Linked DNA regions of Homo sapiens: region 1 is linked to region 2. A link is a contact called in ENCODE Hi-C or POLR2A ChIA-PET data. All regions are on one chromosome and are shown on one strand. The core of a region is the stretch at or near the end of the contact, and the rest is flanking DNA. Distances in the headings are between cores, read along the strand shown. Region 1 holds the start of DHRS7 (dehydrogenase/reductase 7). Region 2 holds the start of LRRC9 (leucine rich repeat containing 9).

Evidence for each region. A loop is a pair of places that touch in the nucleus more often than their neighbours do. ChIA-PET counts read pairs that join two places held with the same protein, here RNA polymerase II (POLR2A). Pooled maps may share reads with other maps.
Region 1: a pooled map shows a loop between it and region 2 (4-fold over the local background). The contact joins the promoter of DHRS7 here to the promoter of LRRC9 in region 2. A Hi-C loop is called at or near these places in 6 of 50 pooled maps. POLR2A ChIA-PET finds 5 or more read pairs at or near these places in 5 of 52 experiments (H1, WTC11 and activated T-cell).

What each region holds. Positions count from the first base shown.
Region 1 is chr14:60,159,465-60,166,880 of GRCh38, reverse strand. DHRS7 (dehydrogenase/reductase 7) reads left to right here and starts at 1,483. Exons shown (of 7, transcript NM_016029.4): 1 at 1,483-1,704. The coding sequence starts at 1,572. It also overlaps the pseudogene SCOCP1. RefSeq lists a silencer at 1,250-1,519 and enhancers at 1,720-1,769, 1,960-2,019.
Region 2 is chr14:59,915,694-59,923,039 of GRCh38, reverse strand. It overlaps LRRC9 (leucine rich repeat containing 9), which reads right to left and starts at 2,896. Exons shown (of 33, transcript NM_001395648.1): 1 at 2,767-2,896. RefSeq lists an enhancer at 2,537-3,736.

The DNA.
Region 1 (7,416 bases), core at 234-2,733, 250 kb before region 2:
TCTCATGTCAACACTAAGCTATGTATTCCAGACTCTTCAAAAGAAGCATCAGATTTGCTACTTTATTTCAAGGATTCTAAAGTTCCATTGGAACAATACTATATTAACCCTGAAAATAATTAAAAAACAATTTCAGATATAGTTCAGAAGTAATTGTGAAAAGAGGTGAGATTAGGGAAAGATGACTCTGAGTCCAGATAACCCCAAAAAGCTTTTTAGAGAAGGATGAGGGTGGGGAGGCAGGTAGGGGGTTTATAATAGGATTTAAAAAGAGAAGGAAGAGCTATTTAAGGAAATTTGATTACTGCAAGTAACATTCTTCAAAACATTTAAAGAAAAACAAAAGTTTGGCAGGCAAGACTAGAAAAAGAAAACAACACTGGGGAGGGAAGTCACTGCTTCTTTTATTTCCATGACTGTTTTAAAGTCATATTTAGTTTCAGCCAAGGAAGAGCCTTTGACATCAGAGCACACAAAGTACTCTAGGAAATGAAGAGGATGAAAGTTCTACTGCATCAACGCCCAGAACTTTCTCCATTTGGCCACAGGTCGTTCTCATACATGGCCTAGTTTCTATGCACTCTAACTGGGTCCCTCTGAGGCTTGTGAATGGAAAACCCTCTTGCTTTCAAATGCTTGAAAACAAGAAAGATGCTACTATTGATGCCTCAAATACATGTAGGTATTTAGTGGGAAGCAATTAAATGTTTTGAAGGTCATTTCAAACGGAAATTAATCAAAAACAGTATTTTACTCTTTTGTGTATTAGAGTAGGCAAGACCTTGGTGTTTTCATTACATTCTCTGTTTTTATTTGCTGTTTACATTAGGATGTGAATAATGGCTTGGGTAAGGGGAGGATTTGGTACCAACCTAGGCTTTGGTTGCCAAACAGACACCAGAGTAAATTTGTGTGTGGTCAGAATCAGGTTGTAAGGTGCCAACACAGCACATGGCTTCAGTCTTTTTTTCTCTAATTGTAAAAGGACCTTGTCCCCATGGAGGGACCATTGCCTTGGCTTGTGGGGTCTTGAGTGATAGCCACAGTCTTTCTTCAGCACTTTCTCGACCTCATGAAAAGATACTGAAGCTTGAAAAGGGGATGTTCTTTCTGAATAGGAATGGAGAAGAGGGGCCAAGCAAGAATGATTCTATCTGTCTCCTGGCCGTTGATAGTGTCCCTGTACAGAGAGGAAATAACGTAGTATAATATGTAGCTTATGTTTGAATCAGCTTCTTTAAAAATACTGGAATTTTATTTATTTATTTTTGGTAGACACAGGGTTTCCTCATGTTGCCCAGGCTGGTCTCGGACACTTGAATTCAAGCAATCTGCCGGCCCCGCCGGGTGTGCCGCATGAGGGCGCGGGCCGCCCAAGGACCGCGAGTGGGGCCGCGAGTGCTGAGCCCGGCGCGCCCGAGCCGCTCCTCCTCCCGGCCTGCTCCCTGGGCGGAGCCGGGGCAGTGCGGCTCTGGGCTGGCCGAAGGGGTGGCGCTGCGATCCCGCAGGGCAGCGACGCGACTCTGGTGCGGGCCGTCTTCTTCCCCCCGAGCTGGGCGTGCGCGGCCGCAATGAACTGGGAGCTGCTGCTGTGGCTGCTGGTGCTGTGCGCGCTGCTCCTGCTCTTGGTGCAGCTGCTGCGCTTCCTGAGGGCTGACGGCGACCTGACGCTACTATGGGCCGAGTGGCAGGGACGACGCCCAGGTGAGGACCGGCCAAAGCCTCTCCCGAGTGGGAGGCCGGGCTCGGAGCTGCCGAGGCGTGTCCGGGTCTCCGGGGGTTCTGCAGTGATCCCGGGTCCTTTGTGGGTTGCGTGGAGCTTCCCGAAGGCCCGGCTGCCCCTTACGCAGGGGCTGCGGGTTGGGGAGGAAGAGGCGAGGGCTAAAAAGCCCCTTTGTCTTCTGTACTGGTCGGAAGATGGCATGGACTTGCCATTCAGGCTAGGAAACCTCTCCAGGGAGTGCCAAACTGTTAAGAGAGCACTGGAGTCGGCGGTGCTCCTGAGGACTCTGACATCTTACGCAGGACTCAAGGGATTCTGGTGTTGTCTCAGAGGACGATACTTTGAGAAACAGTGAGCGTCCCCCTGCGTTTGTAAGGGAAACTCCTTTGTAAGTACCGGAAGCCCGGTCGTTCTACTACCTGAAGTAGTCTGTCCTCCACTTCCCACTCCTGCAGTTTTGAAATAAAATCTGAGATAATCCGAAGTCCTTCACCTACTTACTCATTCTAGTCAAACACTAGAAAGAACTAAAAATGGCAGTTTGCTGGAGCGAGATCATTATTGGCATACTGCCTATCTCACTTTATCTGTGTCTTGCTTAATATTTGACATCGTGTACATTTGCTGTATGTTGGCTCAGCGCTTTACACACATAACATTTAACTTTTACAACAACTCTTACAAGGTAGGCATTATTAATCTTATTTTCCAGATAGGGAAACTGATGTTCAGAGAAATTAAATGACCTACCGAAAGCTAGGCTTTGGATCCTTAAGGACTTGGGGAAATGGGGTTTCCCTGGACCAAGTTTCTGGTATAAAAATACTCAAAGCATGTTACAAAGTTTGCTTGGAAGAGATAGTAGCTCGAAAGATAGACTATGTTTGGGGGGGGCGTTATGGGTTGGGCGTTGAGGGGGGTGATATTGATCCCAAGGTGAGAATTGGTTCCTGTGGACAAAAAAAAAAAAAAAAAAAAATCTGGTAATACAGTGGTTTGTGCCCCTCCAAAGCTTAACCCCACCCGAGAAAATATTATTCCTTAGTATTTCATTTTTCTGGTTGGGTTTTCTTGGGTATAGCATGTGCAGCACTGACATTGAGTTCACGAAAAATACACAACATGGACGCCACAGCAGTGCTACAAAACTATGGCAAGTGATTGGGCTTTCTCCTTTTAAAGCAGGAATCCCAAATACTGCACAACTTCATTAACCAAGGGCTTTCTCTTGATCGATTGTTCCACCTCAGCGGGGGAATATGTGTGCCTATTGGCTGCCATTGGCTGCCTTGCAGACGTTGTTTGTGTTTGATCTTTAGTGCTTTTGTGTTCACTTGGACTTGGAGAATTAAACGAAAATAGATTATATTTTATTATTTAATCCTACAAAAAATATTCAACCCATCAAATTATGTCAAGTGCTAAAAAGCAAAATTATTGACAACATCTGAATGAATATCTCTAAGCTACTAAGTTAAAAGTTATTTTCTCATATTAAGGAAAAGTTAAAAGTTAAGATCATTGAAAATTTTAAGAAATTCATTTAATATTTTCAGTTGTGTTTTGTCGGAAAAGAACAGTTTGAAGGATTTTAAATTTAATTACATTGTTATCATTATGTAGTTATATAATTTGCAAATTTGCACATGTAGTTTGATAAATTGCTATTTATCTAAGTAAGTTACATAAAAGTTATTCAGCAAAAATCTGGCGTGGTGGCATGTACCTGCAATCCCAACTACTCTGGAGGCTAAGGTAGGAGGGTCATTTGAGCCCAGGAGTTCAAGACCAGCCTGGGCAGCATAGTGAGACACTGTCTCAAAAACCATAAAAATGTTTTTCAGCAAATACAGTTATAAAGTTAGAAGTTAATAACTTTTAAATTTTAATTTAACATTTAACTTAATTTTAAAATTTAGTCATATGCTTATTTAGTCATATGCTTATTAACTAAGGAGTAAGCTTTTTTTCTTTTTCTTTTTTTTTTTGAGACAGAGTCTCGCTCTGTTGGCCAGGCTGGAGTGCAGTGGTATGATCTTGGCTCACTGCAACCTCTATCTCCTGGGTTCAAGTGATTCTCCTGCTTCAGCCTCCCTAGTAGCTGGGATTACAGGTGCGTGCCACCACGCATGGGTAAGTTTTGTATTTTTAGTAGACCTGGGGTTTCGCCATGTTGGCCAGGCTAGTCTCAAACCCCTGACCTCAGGTGATCCACCCCGCTCTGCCTCCCAAAGTGTTGGGATTACAGGCATTAGCCACTGCGCCTGGCAGGAGTAAACTTTATAGAACTCCTTTTATGTATAAAGCACAGATATATGTACAGTACATAAATGATATACAGTATATCTGTGGAATTAACATTTCACAGGAGAGTTTTAGGGGAAAAAAAAGTCTAAAAAGACTCCTGGTGGAGGTAGGGAGTGAGAAAGAAGAAAAGATTAAAGGAAAATTGAAATAGACTCAGATTCCCAAAACAGCTCAGACTGGAGAGATGGGCAGACTCTATCAAGATGAAAAAAGAAAAAAAAATCCTTCTTGACTTCTCTGTAGGTTTATTATTTTTTGTCACTTAAAAAAATAGCACACTCACATAATACAAAAGTAAAAATACAAAAAGATATATAGTAAAAAGTAAAGAGCTTTCTCTGACCCTTGTGCCCTAGCTACCTAGTGTGCTTCTCTCGAGGCAGCCACCATTTCCTGCCTCCTCTGTATCCGTCTAGAGAAATTCTGTGCATTTCCAAGCATATATCTCACATGGTGATTTTTTTTTTTTTTTAATAGAGAGACAAGGTCTTGCTTTGTCACCCAGCCTGGAGTGCAGTGGCATGATCATAGCTCACTGCAGCCTCGAACTCCTGGGCTCAGGCAATCCTCCCACCTCAGCCTCCCCAGTAGCTAGGACTACAGGTGCAAACCACCACACCTGGATATTTTTAAACTTTTTGTAGAAACAGGCTCTCACTATGTTCCAGGCTGGTCTTGAACTCCTGGCCTCAAGTGATCCTTCCACCTTGGCCTCTCAAAGTGCTAGGATAACAGATGTGAACTGCCAAGCCCAGCCACATATGGTGAAATTTAAGGGTGACTAATTTTAGACATTAAAATGGTCCAGAAAAATCCATGGCACAAGTCTAGAGGAGGAAAAATTTCAACAGCAGCACATGTGAGCAAAACTCAGGTTTTTGTTAACAGTAACCTCAATAGGAGTCAACTGTGAAGTGGCTGCCAGAAAAGATCAGGCAACCTTGGGTTGCATTTGTAGACCTCAGTGTCTGAAGCAACAACTGCAAACAACAGATGTCTCCTGACTAGCTGCTTGTATGTGCCGGCCTCTGTGCTGGGGCACTGGGGACACTGCAGTGACTGAATCAGCCACAGTCCAGGCCCTCATAGACCCTACCTTCTGGGGGACAAGGGAAGTGATTTTTGACATCTCATCCTGCTCTGCACTGTCCAGACCCTACCGAATCCTGTGTCCTGCCCTAGCCAGCTCCCTTTAATAAAGAGGAACATTAACCAACTAGAATTGGTGCAGGTGGGTGTGAGCAGAAGAGTGAGGAAACCTGATACCATGTCATGTGAGGGAAGGTGGCAGAAATTGGATAGGTTTATTTAGCCTTAGAGAAGGTAAGAGATGAAAGGACTTAGGGAAGACATAATGGCTGTCTTCCCTAACAGCTGTGAGGGATTGTCATTTAGAAGACAGGTTTCATTTCTTTTCTTTTCTTCCTGAAACAGCTTTTTGTAAAACAAGAAAGCAGAATTGCAACACAATTTAAATGTCTGTCTAGGTCACAAAAGGGATGCAAAATGTTTGTAATATGATTAGTATGTATTCATATAGTGAGTCATTCTTACACCTATACATAAGATTATTCCATGATTAAAGGTAGCCCAGCTCTAATAACCATAAGCTATATTAGTGGATCCCTTTTCCTATTATAACATTTTAGTATTACTTCTGATATTGATTCCCTTAACAAATGGAGTCTACAAACTGAATTTTAAAAAATTGTTAAAAGTGACTAAAACTCTGTAAACAGAGGAGTTGAGTTTACAAAAAATTCTGGGAGAACAAGCAGGATAAAACTGAGCAAGATTATCAATAAGTGTACATCTGAAACTCCCATTTTTCACAGTTCTGATACTAATACATTCTTAAGGAATTTTGCAAAAGTTAATCTGCTGAGTAGAAATATACCTTGAGACCAAACTCTTTGTAACTGTTCTCTTCCAGATGTGGTACATAAGATTAGTCAAAGTTGGCCAGATGCGGTAGCTCACGCCTGTAATCCCAGCACTTTGGGAGGCTGAGGTGGGCAAATCGCTAGAGCTCACAAGTTCGAGACCAGCCTAGGCAACATGGCAAAACCTCATATCTACAAAAAAATACACACAAAAAAATTAGCCGGGCATGATGGTACACGCCTGTAGTCCCAGCTACTTGGGAGGCTGAGGTGGGAGGTTGGCTTGAGCCTGAGCCGTGGAGGTTGCAGGGAGCCAAGATCATGCCACTGCACTCCAGCTTGGGTGACAGAGCCAGGCCTTGTCCCCTCCCCCCGTCCCCCCGCCAAAAAACAGGTTAGTCGAGCTTAATCTACTCTCATATATTTCCCAAAAGATCTACTCTGTGCCAGAGATAACAAAAATCTGGAGTGAAAATATTTGGAGTTGGTTACTAGTATTTTCCCAAGTACTTTTCCATCCTATTTCTATTTTCCCTTAAGCTTTTCTATTTTAAACACACACGACCATAATTTATATCTTTTCAGATACAAAGTAGGTAATTTTGTAAAAAAAAAAAAAAAAAAGAAGTTTTTTTTTTGTTTTTTGTTTTTTGAGATAGAGTCTCACTTTGTTGCCCAGGCTGGAGTGCAGGCTCACTGCAAACCCCACCTCCTAGAGGTTCAAGCAATTCTCCCTGCCTCAGCCTCCCAAGTAGCTGGGATTACAGGCACCCACCACCACGCCCAGCTAATTTTTGTATTTTTAGTAGAGATGGGGTTTCGCCATGTTGGCCAGGCTGGGCTTGAACTCCTGATCTCAGGTGATCCTCCTGCCTCGGCCTCCCAAAGTGCTGGGATTACAGGCGTGAGCCACTGTACCTGGCCAAAAAGAAGTTTTTGACAACAAAAAATTATCTTCCCAGATTGACAATTCAGTTTCAATGAAAAATCTTCATTTTTATAGTCTCTTTTTGTTTTCAATTGATTAAAGAGAAACCAGCAATTCTATCTTAGTATTAAATATCACAAATGAGAAGCTCTAGCTGAGAAAATGTCTTCATTTGGTTAAGTTTTGACAATTAAAGTTCAGGTTACTCTCAGAGATGATTAAGTATTAAAATTGCTTTTACAAATATGAAACCAGTTTTTCCCTGGGGGAGGGGAGATAGGAAGGAAGAAGCCAGTGGAGAAGGGGCCCAAGAAGATGGATAGGGTACATGAATCTGTGCAGTCAGTACCTGATTGGGGTCACTTTTTCACAGCATGATGGTTATTTTCTTGTATATCTTACTAAGCCTATAATAAAAGACAGGGCTAAACCCACAAATCAGAGCAAATTTGATAAAACATTCATCTTAAGTTTCATAAATATGTGCTATTCTAAATTAAGTTTCCAATACATTTGCACATTCTCATAGACTAACATAATACACAAACTTATGGAAGTTTCCTGTTATGCTATGA
Region 2 (7,346 bases), core at 1,647-4,146:
AGGCTAAAGGTCATCTCTAGTTCCCCCACAAAACCAGAAGCCACCAGGAACTTCTATAGCTTTTACACCTCAAACTGCATAGGATTAATCTTTCCACTTTGGATTGCTACTGGAAAATTTCACCTAACCAGCATGGAGCTGAAGTCACTACAAATGCATTGCCTCTAACTTCAGTTAGATCTTCAGCAACAAATGTTTTATATTTTCCTCAATTTCCTCTCCTAGGAGAGTGGGACTAGAGACTCGAGATTCATGACATTACTATTCTAAACTTTCACCACTCTTTTCAAGGTCTCTCTCTCAGTAGATGATCTTGACCCCATTTTCACAGAGAACAGTGGTGCCATCAAATGTATGTTTCTTATTTCCCTCCTCTCAAAGACGTATTTTTCTTTCCCTTCTGACTCCTGTCTTAGTAGGTGTTCTTCCTTTTGTCCAAAACAAATCCCTTTTCCTATGTATTGATCCTATCCTTATCTGTCTCTTTCAGAATACTGCTGTCAAATTTTCCTCTTTCATTTATTGCCAAATTTCCTTGTCAACGGTCTCCTTTATTTCTGTATATAAATATTAAGTCTTTCCTATCTTAAAAAGTCTCTCCTATATTCTTCTATGAATAGCTGTTTTTAGATACCTTTATGGTACACCTTTTAGATAATCATTAGCAACACATCACTACCTGCTTTCAGTCCTGGATTCACTGCCATCTGGACTGAGAACACCTCAAGCCACTACAAGGTCAAAAATAACCTTCTAATGGCCAAAGACAGCGGACATGTTTTGATTCTCAACTTGACCTTGACATGGCATTTGACAATGCTGACGACTCTCTTCTTCACGTTTTCTTCTTTGGTTCAACTTTTCTCCTTGGCTTCTCTCTACTTGTTATTTCAAACTTACTTTGTGCTTTTCTTCTTTTCTTTTTTCTTTCTTATTTATTTATTTATTTTTTTTTTGAGACAGAATCTCACTTTGCTGCCCAGGCTTGACTGCAGTGGCACAATCTGGGCTCACTCCAACCTCTGCCTCCCAGGTTCAAGTAATTCTTCTGCCTCAGCCTCCCAAGTAGCTGGCACTACAGGCGCGTGCCATCACACCCGGCTAATTTTTGTATTTTTAGTAGAGACAGGGTTTCACCATATTGGCCAGGCTAATCTCGAACTCCTGACCTTGTGATCCACCCGCCTCGGCTTCCCAAAGTGCTGGGATTACAGGCATGAGCCACCGTGCCTGGCCTACTTTGTGCTTTTCAAACCAATTGTTTTCTTCATGGTGAAAAATCCTTATCTTCTTTTCTGTGCAAAAAAAAAAAAAAAAAAAAATCCAACTGCCCACATGAAAAAGCTCCATCTGAATGTGCCACAGGCATCTCAAATTCAGTGTGTTCAAAATTGAACTCATTATATTTTCCAACCAGCCTCCTTCTCCTAATGTATGCCTTCTCTTGAAAAGTAACACCACCATTCTTCTATTGGTTGAGCTATTATCCTCAACCAATCTTTGACTCTATCCCCCTATTTTCATTCACTCATTAAATCCTTCTGCATATACCTCTTAAAGGTCTTACCACATTTTTTTTCCTCCTCCTCATTCCAATTGCCTCTGCCTTGGTTCAGGCCCTCATCACCTCCCCTTAACTTGATGTCCTCCCTGTAGTCTGTCTTCCCTCAAGTTCATCCTCTACACTACTGTGACAGCCTCCTGAAAGGTAAATCTGCTCATGCTTTACCCCTTTGGAAGGTATTAATGGTTTCCATGCTCTGACTCCTGCCTACCTCACATGCTCATCAGCCACAACCTCCACAGAGGACCCTAGGTTCAGGCCACAACTATAGTTCTCTGGAACTGAATGGATGTTTCTGTACTTTGGCATGGGCTGTTTCCTCTCCCTAAAATGTCCTTTTCCCTTGGCTGTATGGCATACTCCATACTTCCCTAAAGATTTAAATCAAAGATCTTCTCTTTGAAGACTTTCATTCTCTCTGGTAGTATTATAAGCATTCTCTTTCTTGTGATTCTGGTTAGGGCTTGCACATACTCTTTGTATAGCACTTGTCACACTGTAAAACAATGTTTACGGGCCTTTCTTCCCTACTAGGTTACATGTTCATTGAAGGCAGAAACTGTGAACCTATCACAGGTTCACTGTCTGGCACATGCTAGTTGTTAAAAAAATTGTTTAATGGGTTAATTGTCATGCCACAGGCATATGGTATAATTTAAAGACATAATCGTTCTCCATGACCAGAGTATAATGATAGAGTAAAAAGGACCATGGTTTCTGTCTGCCGTGAGAGTTGGTTAGGATGTCATTCTGAGAAAACTTTTTTTTTCTCTGCCCAGTAGAAGTCCTGTATGGGTCAAATTATTTCCTCCTTTGGGTATAAAAGGATCAGAATCCATCAGTTACCACTGATGGTCCAAATAAACCCCCTACACTCTCTAGATGAGCAGTGTCAGGTTTGGTTAGGGAGCACTTGGTTTTTCCAGCCCAGAATCTTAATTGGTGCAGTAAAATCTGCATAGTTGGCTGTAGGCCACCCTCCCTTTCCTTCTCTTGAACTTTGTTCTGGTACCCTGACTGCCTCAGTAAAGCCACCTCACTGTCTTTCATCATTATCATCACCATTGCACCATTACGGAGTTCCCTTGACCTCAACTTTGCTTCACTGGCGTCTTCCCCTTGGTATGGCTTGGAAGGAAAAAGAGGGGATCAAAGACTCCCGGTGATGTACGCCCGAAGGCCACCAGGTGACGGATTCTGACCTTATCACAGAGAGAGGGTGGATTCCGGGGCAATCCGATTCAAGTCCGAGTCCACTCCGATTTCCCAATCCCTGTCTTGCAGCAGAAGGTAGGAAACCCTCTCCCGCCCCAGGCCTGGTGTGTACAGACTGCCTGTGGCGGTTGCCTAGGTAACCTGATCTCCGCCTCCGGCGACCTCCGGGTGGGGAGGAGGAGAAAAGGGGCGGGGAGGGGGATAAAAGGGTGGGGGGGAAGCGGAGGCCGACCCGGGTTTGCATCACGTGGTGGCGACCTCCAACCAATCAGCGGAAGCAGGGGTCCAACCGGAAGACCCCACCTGGGGCTCCTGGGAAACGGCGGGAGCTTCTCGCTGGCAGGTTTTTCTGTACCTGCGCTTATCTTTTCACTTACCTTCGCCAGTTCGCGGAACGTGACTGAAAGCAACGCGTTATGGGCAAGGTGGTGGGGACTTATTCGTTACCTCCTCCAGTCTCGCTCTCTCCCATTCATTATCTTTAGCTCTCGGGTCCTGGAAGCGCGGAGCCTCTCTGGCCTTGAGCCCCGAGGGCATGGCCCTGTGATGTCACAAGGTGGCGTGACAGCCGGGACGAACCCCGACCCCCAGCGCGGCATCCTTCCCGCGGCCAGCGACCACCGCCTCCCGGGAAGGTGGCTGACCACAGCCGCAAGCCGCTGCGCGCCCGGCAAGCCGAATGGAAGGACGGCGCGGGCAAACGAACGCCCAGTGAGGTCCAGAGAAGAGAGGGACCTTCCGAGGGTCTTCTAGTCGATCTCGGACAGGCTTTTGAGTGCCTTTTAAGCATTCCAAAATTTTCAGGAGACAACAGTAATTTACAAAATAGAGTAGAATTAAAAGGGGGGAAAGGGGAGACTTTTCAGAGTGGGCAGAGAGGCTGAGAAATGAACTTAGTAAAAGGCAAACCAAAGCAACCGCAGGTCTCGTGTCGTTCTCTGGATCTGCGCAGTCCAGCAGGGTGAGCCGCTACCCACAGACTCGCAGGGCCCATGATCGCTTGAAATGTGGCTTGTCCAAATTGACATGTGCTGTAAGGTACGCATTGTATTTTGAAGGCTTAGTATGAAAAAAATAAACTCTTTCGTTATTAATCTTCATATTGATTAAATGTTGAAATAATATTTTTGATACATTGGGTTAAATAAAAAATATTGTTAAAATTATTGTTTCTATTTTGAAAATGCGGCTGTTAGATAAATTTTAAATTGCATGTATGACTTGAATTATGTTTCTTTTGGACTGTGCTCTCTTTTATGTGGTTCAGTCGGTTTGTGTAGAATAGTTGTGATGTTAATGCAAAATATTGTCTGTAGTGCTTCTTTCTGTCACCAGATGGCCACCTCATTAAATAGACTATAGTTTTGAACTGCTTTCCCAAGAAAAAGTTCAGATTTTAGGAATATTCTCATTTAACAATTGTCAACAATTTCAGCATATTTGCCTTTATTCAATTAACTTTATCTGTAATATAGACCGTTTGTAAAGATACATAAACAAAAATTAACTGGTTTTCCCTCTACATTCTTATTTCACAGAAAATTGTTTCTATCTGTCATTAATAGATAATTCGAAATAAGCTAATTAAAGTTATTTGTGGCTTAGGGGTTTCAAACTAATGCCAGAAAAGTCAGATTCATAGTTTTTACTTTTACTATTATCTTCTCTGAAATGTAGTTGAACAAGGTGACCTGTCTTTGGGGAAGTTTTCTTCATAGAGTATAAAGATGAATTAGAACATAATAGTTGAGATTTCTACACTTCTAGACATAGAAATTTGAACAGAAACCAGTTCAGCGAATTATCTACACTAAGTTTCTTAATTTGAGGGGTCCAGCTCTGGGATGAAAGTATAAACATTATCAAAGTATATTTTTAGGAATCTATTGGGATTTTCCTGACCAGTGAAAGACTAGGAGAGAGCTAACAGTTTTCTTTACATGATATAAACAAATAATTTTAAGATTGTTATTATTCTAGGTAAAGCTCAAGGATCTGGCCAGTCAGCAACTGAGTCTGAGTTCTTGCATAGCTGTAGACTTAAGAACTATTGGTGACTTGCCAAAATAAAGCCTTTGTCCACAGGGTAAGTCTTAAGAGAATCACCTTCTGTTCACATATTCGAAATGTTGTTTGAAGCAAAAGATGCTTACAGTTAAAAGCCATAGAAGCAATGCAAAAAGAGTGATCATTTTTGTTAATCTCCTTTTCTCACTTTAAAGTAGCTTTATTATAAGGTTTTATGTCTGAACAAAAAACGCTGGAAATTGAAACTACTGAAGAGTCAAGCAAATTAAGTAATCATCTAATTGAAATAAGACTTCACTTTATTCACCTCTGATCATACTAGACAAAGGCCAAGCCATATTAATTTAAATCTATTTATTTATGGGTAAAGGCATCTTGAATCTGAAAACAACTGGAAAGAGATATTACCACTAATTATAGCAAATTTGCTATATCATATCCTGAATTAAAGAATCACTTATTTTAACAAAATAGAGGTGACTTTGCAGACCCAAATAAGAAAATCTTGAATTACATAGTTATTTGTTAATTAGAACCTTTTAAATAGATTGTTAAATTTATTTTTCAAAGCAGCCCTATCCTTATTGGTAGAGAACTGTGGAGACATCTAATTTCAATTCTCCCTTTTAATAGTGCCTTTACTTCCAGAGAACCAAGTCTGGAGGTTTTAAATGCTAATTCGATTTTTATATTTGTGTAGACATTTGATCCTTATGTAAATGAGTCCTTTCCAGCTAATGATTTTATCTGTAAAAATTTACTGTTTCACATTTAAATTTGATATATCATAAAAATCACAAATGCATCACTACTTAGGGTTTACTTTGTCACTGGAAGATATAATTATGTGGTGCTTATAAAGTCATCAACAGAGGCCCTCTTGTTATTGATGCCTAGCAACACATGTGTATTAAGATCCATTTAAAAGTTAGGGATTATTCTGAAGTAAAGTTTTAATTAGACCAACAGAACGCTATTTCTAATGGGTCTACCTAAAAATGCTAAATAGCCTTTGTTCATGATTTGTTGATATATAATTAATGGATAAGCTTTTCTTAAAAGGCAGCCAGAATGGAATTTTAAGAAGACATTGCCTCTGTTTCAGATATATTTGTACTTAGCTCTAAGGCAACAAATTGAGGATAGTGAATTTAAGTGGGGGTAGTAGTCTTAATTCCTTGGAGAGCTCACCAGTTCTTTGTGTCGGAGAAGTCTTTCCTCTCTTCCTCTTTTATTTTCTGTCCTTTAGACCTTAGGCTTATAACGTTGATTATATTTCTCAGGTTGAAGCACATCATCATCATTGGTCTATACAAAAGCCTTCTCTTATTTTTTCTCCAGTTTTTTTTATCCAGCCCCCACCCTTATCCCAACCATATTTAATGTTTCTTATACACTTTTAGTTATGTATTTATCTTTGAAAAACAGGCAGTGTTATTTGTGTGTCTATTTTTAATTTTCATAAGTGGTATCACGCTATAAATTTTATTCTGATCCTTTTTTATTCCATGCTATTTTAAGATCTATCCACATTTTTATATGTTCATCTAGTTCATAGATTCCTATTGTCAGCTATGAGAGCTAGCTGGGGTGCCAGTAGGAATATAGCACATTTTCCATTGTGTACTCTAGGTCCCTGTCTCTGTTGCTGGAGGTGAAGGGTAGAGCTAAATGGAGGGAATAAATGGAAGCAGAATGCCACAGGACTGATTACCTCTAGATGGCTCTAGAAAGTGATCTTCAGGGTGTTTTTGTTTTTGTTTTGTTGTTGTTGTTTGTTTTTTTAGCAGTGCAAGGATTGTGTGTATGTTGACAGGTTGTCAAATCATTAGTTAGGGTCTCCTGAGAAGTAGATAGGATTTGACTGGCAAAAGATATAATGGGCAGAGGAGCAGGAGAAGGTAGGAAGAGTCGTCAGACCACAGTGCAGACCTGATACCTGAGGAAGGAGAGGAGGAAGGAAGGATTGGATAGAGAGAACCTCAGACTATGGTACAGTTCAAAGAAATGTTCTGCCAGGTTGGTGGGGAGCCCTTGAGCCAAAGTCACCTGTTGGAGGAGTTCTGCATCTAACTCGTATTGTGTTTCCCTAGTGTCCATTGTCAGTCACTGAAGGCTTTGCTCTGCTCCCTGACACATTGGAAGCTGTCCCAGAGATCTTCCCTGTACAGACCAAAGCAAAGAGTTTGCCTTTTGATTCACAGGAGCAATATATGTGGAGGCTATATTTTCTGTTTTCTGTGCAGTGCTTTGTTTTAGGGGAAGGAATTAGCGAATTGTTATGATGAGATAGATGGGTTAGTAAATTGTCATTAGGAAATGTAGCAAAAGAACTATGCATCCAGGTTAGTATATTCTGTCTGACAATTGACCTGTGGATGATGAGCAGCAAACAGGTCATTACAAATATAGAAAGGTTTGAACAAGTGCTTCTTCAAATAAAAAAAATTGAAGGCCATAATTTGAAATAAAGTGTAACTTATAGAGGAAGAATACATTTTTAAGACAGGCAACAATTGGGATAGATGAAGTTTGGTGT